2 separate regions of the Homo sapiens genome follow, and region 1 is linked to region 2. A link is a contact called in ENCODE Hi-C data. All regions are on one chromosome and are shown on one strand. The core of a region is the stretch at or near the end of the contact, and the rest is flanking DNA. Distances in the headings are between cores, read along the strand shown. Region 1 overlaps ZNF827 (zinc finger protein 827). Region 2 holds the start of C4orf51 (chromosome 4 open reading frame 51).

The links. A loop is a pair of places that touch in the nucleus more often than their neighbours do. Pooled maps may share reads with other maps.
Region 1: a loop to region 2 is called in a map of PC-9, with 6 times the contacts of the local background. The contact joins the enhancer-like site here to the promoter of C4orf51 in region 2. A Hi-C loop is called at or near these places in 3 of 168 maps with a recorded cell type or tissue (Calu3, PC-9 and gastrocnemius medialis) and 4 of 50 pooled maps.

Annotation. Positions count from the first base shown.
Region 1 is chr4:145,804,918-145,809,960 of GRCh38, reverse strand. All of the region lies in intron 8 of ZNF827 (zinc finger protein 827), which reads left to right. Among named protein-coding and RNA genes, the nearest start is that of C4orf51, 130 kb to the right of the region's middle. RefSeq lists enhancers at 1,359-1,548, 778-1,977, 2,405-2,624. Within about 2 kb of position 1,545, at least 10 of the 41 ENCODE cell types and tissues checked have a DNase peak (open chromatin) inside an H3K27ac peak, as active enhancers do; they include PC-9, where a contact is called at or near this core.
Region 2 is chr4:145,676,533-145,681,951 of GRCh38, reverse strand. C4orf51 (chromosome 4 open reading frame 51) reads right to left here and starts at 1,806. Exons shown (of 6, transcript NM_001080531.3): 1 at 1,516-1,806. The coding sequence starts at 1,748.

The sequences.
Region 1 (5,043 bases), core at 296-2,795, 130 kb before region 2:
AGACCCTGTTATTGCAGTAAAGAGTTTAATTAATGCAGGGCAGCCTAGCAGGAGGACTGGAGTTATCACTCAGATGAGTCTCCCCAGGAACTCAGAGCCCAGGTTTTTTATGGATAATTTGGTGGGCAGGGGGCTAGGGAATGGGTGCTGCTGATTGGTTGGAGATGAAATCATAGGGGTATAGAAAATGGTCCTCATGTGCTGAGTCCACCTCTGGATGGGGGCCACAGGACTGGTTGAGTCATGGGTCTGGGTGGGGTCAGTCAGTTGCCAGAATGCTGTCTGAAAAACATCTCAAAAGACCAATCTTAGATGCTACAATAGTGATGTTATCTATAGAAGCAACTGGGGAAGACACATCTTGTGACCTCTGGCCACGTGACTCCTGAGCAGTAAGGGATTATAGAAACTACACCTTCATTTTAGAATTCAGACCCTTCTCATAATCCTAGTCTTGTGGACTTTTATTAGTTTTCAGTCTGTGAGCCAGAAGGGCATTAGTTTTAGGGAGGGACTATTATCATCATTGTTTCAAAGTTAAATTATAAACTAAATTCTCCCCATGGTTAGCCTGCCCTAGGCCCAGGAAAAAGCAAAGGCAGCCAGTCTGTGAGGCCAGAAGCAAGAATGGAGTCAGCCATGCTGGACTTCTCTCACTGTCATCATCTTTGCAAAGGTGGTTTCAATCAGAAAACACCAATAAGTTAGTTTCATTTTGAACAAAGGAGAAAATATCTTTTCATACTATTCTCATACTGAATGCTTGACACCAACTCTCTCTGGAAGTTTCTATCATGAGGATATTCCTGGAGCTTTGGACAAAATCCACTTTGGCAGAACCACATTTAAATATGACGCTAGGCTGGGCACAGTGGCTCACACTTGTAATCCCAATGCTTTGGGAAGCCAAGGCAGGAGGATTGTTTGAGGCCAGGAGTTCAAGACCAGCCTGGGCAATGTAGCAAGACCCCGCCTCTGCAAAAAATTTAAAAATTAGCCATGTATGGTCGTGTATACCTGTAGTCCCAGCTACTTGGGAGGCTGAAGCAGGAGGATTGCTTGAGGCCAGGAGTTCAAGGCTGCAGTGAGCTATTAATAAGATCAAGCCACTGCACTCCAGCCTTGGTGTCAGAGAGACACTGCCTCTAAAAAATAAAATTAAAAAACAAGCAAATACATAACTGTGACTCCAGAAAAATGGTAGACCTAAAAGCAGCTAAAGTAAATGGAGATATTTTCAATGAAAATGTTGGGAAAAAATCTTGTAAAGTGGTATTTGCAAAGTAGAACTCCTCTTTAAGGTATCAAAGTGCTTCAGACTAAGGAACACTATTTGAATGTTCTGCGTTTATCTGTACCTACTACCTTCATAATTTCCCCATCCTCTGTTGTATGCACTCTACAGAACCTCTTTCCTATCGGGGCTTTCCAGTCAAAATGACTCATCCAGCTGCAGAATCTAGTTTCTCCGCCCTAAGTATCTAGGAATGAGTCACTCAAATGAGTTGCTTCTTTTTTAACTTCAATGGAATTAGGCTTGAAAGATTCATGATGGGGGAGGGTCCTGGGAAAGGGGCCTGTGCTGAGGTTATCAGGGAAATCAGCTGTATTATAGGAATGGGAAAGAGGCCAGGAAACAGGATAATGAGGGAGTGGGATAGCCTGGAGGTAGAATGATTTATAAAAAAAGATTAGATCCAAATTCTGGCTGTCTTTGTTAGAGTATGGAGGCAGGAATTAATTGGTTATGTGGATTGTAGGTAACCATTTTGTGGCAAGATGACTTAAAAGGTAAGGTGACTCATCCTAATTATTTTTTTTTTGCTCACTAATTTTCTATGTACTGTATAGTCACTTGCACCCACAGAAAAACAAGGGGAAAGTTTACTCAGGAAAAAAAAAAAAATGTGTACTCTTGCAAATGCTTTTAACATGTAGGCAAGCTTTCGGTATGTGAAAGTTATTTCTGACACAATTTTTGGTCAAATTGTTTTTCATTTTTATGAAAATGTTAATTTTTAAAGCACTCTGGTCTATCTCCCAACTGTTACTTTTATCACTCGAAAATGTGTTATTTTAAAAATATCATCACTGGTGTCATACTAAGACTTGCCATGCCTTTCATAGTAATTAATGTTTTTTGTTTTTTGTTTTTTTTTTGTTTTTGTTTTTTGTTTTTTTTTTTTAAAGCAGCCTGGCACAGTGGCTCACGCCTGTAATCCCAGCACTTTGGGAGGCCAAGGCGGGCGAATCACGAGGTCAGGAGTTCAAGACCAGCCTGGCCAAGATGGTGAAACCCCATCTCTACTAAAAATACAAAAATTAGCTGGGCGTGGTGGTGGGCGCCTGTAATCCCAGCTATTTGGGAGGCTGAGGCAGAGAACTGCTTGAACCCAGGAGGCGTTGGTTGCAGTGAGCTGAGATGGCGCCACTGCACTCCAGCCTGGGCGACAGAGCGAGACTATGTCTCAAAAAAAAAAAGCACTGGGACATGAAAAAGAAAAATGAAAGTTATCTTTGGGTGATGATGGGAACTCTGATTGAGGGTTTTAGTTTTGTTTCCCCCTACCACCACCTTGTCTCTCTTCTTCTAGTTTTCTATAATGAGCATGAAACACTTCTATAAAGAAAAATTAAATGTTTAGAGGGAGTAAGATGTTAAGGAACAAAGGTAAGATTCATGGTGCTCTGAGTTAATAGGCCGTAAGCTTAATAATTATGGTTATACACAGGATAGGTCTTTGTCAGAGACTGCTAAACATCTTGTACAACAATCTTGTGTAAACAACAGTGGTCAGGAAAAGACTCCCCAGAAGGTGAAATTCCAACAAATTTTGGCAGAGTCATTTCAGAAACGTTAAAGTTACACATCCTGTAAGTTATTAATAAAGATGTGAAATCCTTGTATGAAATACGACTATGATCACAGTCATTTCCATTTGGAGGTTCACGAAGCTTACTCAAGGAATGATTGAAGTTTGAGGGTGGTTACTTATTTTTAACCTTGCAAGGGAGATTCATGAATTAAATTAATCTTAGGGCACCAGGTGTGATAGAAGAACTGCACGCCATTTTCTCTATCTTGGTTGTTGAAAATAGAGTGTTCAATGGGACAGTCTGTTGTACTGTCTCATTGCATCATTGGTCTCATAAGTATCAGTGACTTAGGTATAATTAATAAAATAATAGCTGCCGTGGGAGGGTATTTTCAGTCGTTATATCAAAATGTATAATAAGCATTCTAATTTCTGTTATATCTGTTTAATTTCCTAACAAAGGAGTTCAGTTAGAAAAAGGATATCAGTGGCTCCTGACAAACCTGTCCTTAACTTTCCCCTTAGATTATTTTCATTCTTCTCTGCCAGTGTCGAAGAATACAGAGATGTTGCAGAATGAGGATTAAATTAAAAAAAAGATCTGAGTATCATTAAATATTTGATGAGCAGTATGAGAAGATTGTGAGGTGTGCATATCACTGGGGTGAAAAGAAAGTTCATTCATTCATGGCCCAGCACAATGTCTCACACCTGTAATCCCAGCACTTTGGGAGGCCAAGGCAGGAGTATTGCTTGAGCTCAGGAGTTCGAGACCAGCCTGGGCAACATGGCGAAACCCCATCTTTACCAAAAATACAAAAAAAAAGTAGCTGGGCGTGGTGGAGTGTGCCTGTGATCCCAGTTACTTGGGAGGCTGAGATGGGAGGATGGTTTGAGCCCAGGAGGCAGAGGTTGCAGTGAGCCCAGATAGCACCATTGCACTCCAGCCTGGGCAACAGACCCAGACCCTATTTCAAAAAAAAAAAAAAAAAAAAAAGTTCATTTATTCAACATACTTATGAGCAGCTTTTGTATGCCAGGTACTTCTTAGGTCCTGGGGAACAGCAGTGAATAAAACAAAGCCCCTGTCCTCATGAAGTATACACCCTAGAGGGGGAGGCAGACAATAAACTAGTACTATTATAGGTAACATCATGAAAAAAAATAAGCAAGGGAAAGAGGGGGTTTGGGAAGGGGTCACATAAGGTAGAATGGTCAGGAAAAGACTCCCCAGAAGGTGAAATTCAAGCAGCTACCTGAAGCAAGGGTGGGAGAGAGTCCTGTATTGCCTCGTGGGGAAGAAAGTTCATGTAAAGGGAGCAACAAGGCCCTGACGTCAGGGTGAGCTTGACCGCGGAAGTGACAGCAGGAAGGGAGGTGAGGCTGGAGGGGAGGGAGGGAGCCGGCCCCCAGGTCATCTGAAATAGCATGGACTTGGGCTTTCATTGCAAGTATGCCAGGAACCATTGGAATGCTTTGAGCAGAAAAGTGACATGATCTTACTTCCATTTAACTCTTTCCTGTTTAATCTTTAAAGCCCAAATAATGTCCTCTGAAAGGCTTAATGGGAACAGAGAGGCCCTGCATAAAGATAAAAGAGGCAAAGAAAGGTAATTTGCTGAGCAGAATTTTTATAGTGGATGGAATCTGTGCATGTTCCTTTAATAATTAGTTAATTATTGATGGTGAGTGTTGCCCAATATTTTTCTCATTAAGTTATCACAGAGGGATTCTATTTTGTTACATTTGGTTGAAATTTGGGGATTTTTTTTTCCTAATCAGTTAAAAATGACTATCTAGATATTTAACTGAATACTTATGGGAAAAAGTCTACAAAACTTGTTCTAGTAACAAAAAGAAAGTCTCAGAAAGTTAAAGAACATGAAACCAGGATTCTTTTTTAGAGACAAATCCATTATTTAGAATTCCTTCTAGAAGAGGGAATGCCTTCATCAGAAAGGTGAATTTTGCTTCACACAAATGCACACACACACACACACACACACACACACACACACAAAAGGAATTGCTCCGGCATTATTTATAAAGAGACGTGTCAGGGAACTATGAATTCTCCAATAAAACTGCAAATTACTCTAACAGATGCATACAAAACATGCCTAGAGGCTGTTGTGTATTTGTATTTTGCCAGTACTGCCATTGAAGAGGTGATTTACAATCCTAAAGCCACCAATGATGGCATTTTCTAAATGTTATATCAAATTAT
Region 2 (5,419 bases), core at 557-3,056:
TGCTTAAAGACTCCTGTTATGGTTTGAGTGTGTCACTCAAAAGTTCATGTGTTAGAAATTTAATCCCCAATGCAATAGTTTTGGGAGGTAAGGACTAATAAGAGGTGACTAGGTCATAAGTGTGGAACCTCCACAAATAGATTAATCATATGAGCAGGTTAGTTATCTCAAGAGGAGGCTGTTTATAAAGCAAGTTCAGTTTCTGGTATCTCTCTCTATCATAAGTGCTCTCTTCCACCTTTCACCCTCTGCAATAAGATGAGCCTCACCAGATGCTGGCACCATGTTCTTGGACTACTCATTCTCCAATAACCCTGAGCCAAATAAACTTCTATTATTTATAAGTTACCCAGTCTGTGGTATTGTGTTATAGAAGCAGAAAATGGACTAAGACAACTTCACTACCTGGCCAAGATGAACCTCAAGTATCACAGAAAAAGTAGCAAAGGGATGTCCAAAGCTAATTAAGTGTCAATATACTTGAGAGTTATTTTAAAAATGCAGAAATTATACTTTGTTGGACTAAACCAGATAAGGCACCCAATTGAGAAGTACTTCTGAGACATTTTATCTTTAAGTACTTGTTTTGATGATTTGGAAAGGTCTGGATGGAAATATAACTAATATTTATCAGGGTATTATGTGGGTTATTGCTCTTATCTGAAGTTGAGGTTAATAATTCAACTGATTATCAAATATGTTCCAAGAATTTGGATAAAATATTTACCAATTAATATATACAGATGGATAGATTTCATAACAAGTCCTGACATTTTTCCACATCCCCACTTATACTTTCTCAAATGTACTTAGCTCCTTGCAGCTCCTTGACAGTGCTTGGGGCTAAATGGTTCTTTCTCCATGCAGTGTGCTTTTCCATTCCCCACCTCGCCTGCCTTTCAAACCAGCTTGGAGGAAACCTATTTTACTGAGCTCTCTTCAGACACACAACACTCCCTCCCTCACCAGACACCCACAAAATCTCCTTACTTTGTGCTGATTACTTATTTCCCTAGTTCCAGTCACTTTATAAACTGAAGTTAATTTTTTTGATTATGGGCTTATCACAGGGCCTGGCTTACAGAAAACACTCAGAAAATGCAATAACCACAGGTAGGGAGTAGGGAAGGATTTCATGAATTTCTTCCTCCTCTGAAGGAAGTTTTAAGCTCCTGAAAGCCAGAAAACCAAACAAGAAACAAAATGAAATTCTCAGGAGCACCTTTTTGCTGAAAAGAGAACCCCAAATACCCAAAATTTAGTCAAATATTCATATCCATATCCTTTCAGGACTAGGTAGTTATATGTAATTTTAGGAATACTAAATAGAGAATAGGATCATAATTTCAGCTGGTCACTGACATTTAGCTCTTCTTCCTGCTGACATTTACAAAAGAAAATACAGAGGGTTAAAGTCTATGAAGTCTCTCAGGGTCTACAATACCTCTTTCTTCTAAGAGCACTCTTGTCTATTTATAGTGATATATCCAGGTGCAAATTACAAAGAAATCTTACTGTTTACACTCAGGCTCATGCTGTCCTGCTCTAAAAGAAAATTGGCTGCACATGGACTTGTCCAGTTGTTTTTTCCGGTAACTGCCTGTGTATGTTGTCACGGAAGAATCTGACCATCGTGTTTCATCCTGCCAAGATGCTCCAGCCTTGCGTCTGATCAGATCAAACTCTTGAGAAGTAAGAGGGCTAAAGGGCAGAAGAATTTGTGGAGTCAAGTAGAAGTAGTGTGACATAACTACGAACGGCCTCTCTGGAAAACAACTTGTCAAGTCCTCTGCATAATGAAGAATTAATTTCCTTCTAGTAGCAGGAAGCAATTGACTGGGCTCACCAAACTTTGTGACTCAACAGTTCACAGAGTGCAGAAGCTTAACTGTCTTAGATATAGTTGCCAAGCAACAGATCACAAAATTCCACAAATGCTATCCCCTTGCCTCCCAAGGGAGGTAAATTTTAACTAACAAATTTGTAAGTTATATAACTTTCTGGATTTTGCTCTAAGAAATATGAAATATGCTGCTTCATAATTATGGCAAGAAAGCAGGTGGCAAAATTATTTGTATTTTACTGCTATCATGAATAAAGCAGTAATTCTTAATGATGGTGGTTCAAGAAGTGGAAACAAGAGATGAAAGAACAGTGCCAAGCATTCACTTCTCCTAAAGACCTCCAAGTGTCTGGAAGAGAACATGAACTGCTTGTAATGTCAACAATAGCAGGTGACTCAACAGCTTCTCATATGTCACAGAGTAGTGGTGCTCTGGCTGGCTGCACACTAGAGTCACCCTGGAAGCTGTTAAAATAAGCAGGAGTCCACGCCCCCACCACAGAGATTCTGATTTAGTTCATGTGGAGTAGGGCCCAGGCATCACTATTTGTTTAAAGCTTAATCCTGGAGGATTCTAAAGAGCAGCCAGGGTTAAGAATTAAGGTCATGGACACGGAAAAAACATTTGACAAAATCCAGCATCCCTTTAGGATTAAAACTTGAGGCAAAATTGGCATAGAAGGGACATACCTCAAAATACTAAAAGCCATCTATGTAAAACCCACAGCCAACATTATACTGAATGGGGAAAAGTTGAAAGCATTCCTCCTGAGAACTGGAAAAGGACAAGGATGTCCACTTTCACTACTTCTATTCAACATAGTACTGGAAGTCCTAGCCAGAGCAATCAGACAAGAGAAAGAAATAAAGGACATGCAAATCAGTAAAGAGGACGTCAAACAGTTGCTGCTCACTGATGATATGATCATATACCTAGAAAATCCTAAAGACTCATCCAAAAAGCTTCTAGATCTGATAAATGAATTCAGTAAAGTTTCAGGATACAAAATCAATGTACACAAATCAGTAGCACTGTTATAAACCAACAGCGACCAAGTTGAGAATCAAATCAAGAACTCAACCCCTTTTATAACAGTTACAAAATAAATAAATAAATAAAATACTTAGGAATACAACTTACAAAGGAGATGGAAGATCTCTACAAGGAGGCTGGGCACGGTGGCTCACGCCTGTAATCCCAGCATTTTGGGAGGCTGAGGCAGGCAGATCACGAGGTCAGGAGATTGAGACCATCCTGGCTAACATGGTGAAACCCCATCTCTACTAAAAATACAAAAAATTAGCCTGGCGTGGTGGAGGGTGCCTGTGGTCTCAGCTACTCAGGAGGCTGAGGCAGGAGAATGGCGTGAACCCAGAGGTGGAGCTTGCAGAGATGCCAAGATTGTGCCACTGCACTCCAGTCTGGGTGACAGAGCAAGACACCATCTCAAACAAAAATAAAATATAATAAAATAAAATGAAATAAAATAAAATAAAAATCTCTACAAGGAGGCCAGGCACGGTGGCTCATGCCTGTAATCCCAGAACTTTGGGAGGCTGAGGCGGGCAGATCACGAGGTCAGGAGATCGAGACATCCTGGCTAACACGGTGAAACCCTGTCTCTACTAAAAAATAAAAAAATTAGCCAGGTGTGGTAGCGGGCGCCTGTAGTCCCAGCTACTTGGGAGGCTGAGGCAGGAGAATGGTGTGAATCCGGGAGGCGGAGCTTGCAGTGAGCGGAGATTGCGCCACTGCACTCCAGCCTGGGTGACAGAGCAAGACTCCGTCTCAAAAAAAAAAAAAAAAAAAAGATCTCTACAAGGAAAACTACAAAACACTGTTGAAAGAAGTCATAGGTGACACAAACAAATGGAAAAACATCACATTGCTCAGGGATGGGTAGAATTAATATTGTGAAAATGACCATATTGACAAAAACAATCTATAAATTCAATGCAATTTCCATCAAAATACCATCATCATTCTTCACAGAAGTAGAAAAAACAATCCTAAAATTCACATGCAATAAAAAAAAAGTCTGTGCAACCAAAGCAAGACTAAGCAAAAAGAACAAATCTGGAAGCATCACATTGCCCATCTTCAAACTATACTACAAGGCTATACTTACTAGAACAGCATGGTACTGGTACAAAAATAGCCACATAGACCAATGGAACAGAATAGAGAACCCAGAAATAAAGCCAAATACTTAGAGCCAATTGATCTTCAACAAAGCAAACAAAAACATAAAGTGAGGAAAGGACACCCCATTCAACAAATGGTGCTGGGTAATCGGTAAGCCACATGTAGAAGAATGAAACTGGATCTTCATCTCTCACCTTATAAAAAATCGACTCAAGATGGATCAAAGACTTAAATGTAAGACCTGAAACCATAACAATTCTAGAAGATAACATAGGAAAAACTCTTCTAGACATTGGCTTAGGCAAAGAGTTCATGACCAAGAACTCAAAAGCAAATGCAACAAAAACAAAGATAAACAGATGGGACCTAATTAAACTAAAAAGCTGCACAGCAAAAAATATAATCAGCAGAGTAAACAGACAACCCACAGAGTGGGAGAAAATATTTGCAAACCATGCAAAGTTTGCAACAAAGTTCTTTGTTCTAGACAAAGGACTAATATCCAGAATTGACAAGGAACTCAAACAAATCAGCAAGAAAAAAACAAATAATCCCAGCAAAAAGTAGACTAAGGATACGAATATACAGTTCTCAAAAGAAGATATACAAATGGTCAACACAACGTGAAAAAATGCTCAACATCACTAATTATCAGGGAAATGCAAATGAAAATGAGATATCACCTTACTCCTGCAAGAATGGCCATAACTTAAAAATAAAAAAAAATAGATGTTGGCATGGATGTGGTGAAAAAGGAACACTTTTATACTGCTAGTGGGAATGTAAACTAGTACAACCACTATGGAAAACAGTATGGAGATTCCTTAACTAAAAGTAGAACTACCATTTGATCCAGAAATCCCACTATTGGGTATCTACCCAGAGGAAAAGAAGTCATTATTTGAAAACGACACATGCACACGCATGTTTATAGAAGCACAATCTGCAATTGCAAAAATATGGAACCAGCCTACGTGCCCATCAACCAATGAGTGGATAAAGAAAATGTGGTGTATATAGATACCATGGAATACTACCCAGCCATAAAAAAGAACGAAGTAATGGCATTTACAGCAACCTGGATGGAGTTGGAGGCCATTATTCTAAGTGAAGTAACTAAGGAATGGAAAACCAAACATCGTATGTTCTCACTCATAAGTGGGAACTAAGCTATGAGGACGCAAAAACATAAGAACTATATAATGGACTTTGGGGACTCTGGGGCAATGGTGGGAGGCAGGTGATGGATAAAAGATGATACATTGTGTACAGGGTGCACCAAAATCTCAGAAATCACCAGTAAAGAACTTATCCACGTAACCAAACCCACCTGTTCCCCCGAAAACTATTGAAATGTTTAAAAAGCACATTTCCTCTTTAAAAAGAGAGAGGGAGAGAAAGAGAGAGAGAGAATTAAGGTCATGGAAATG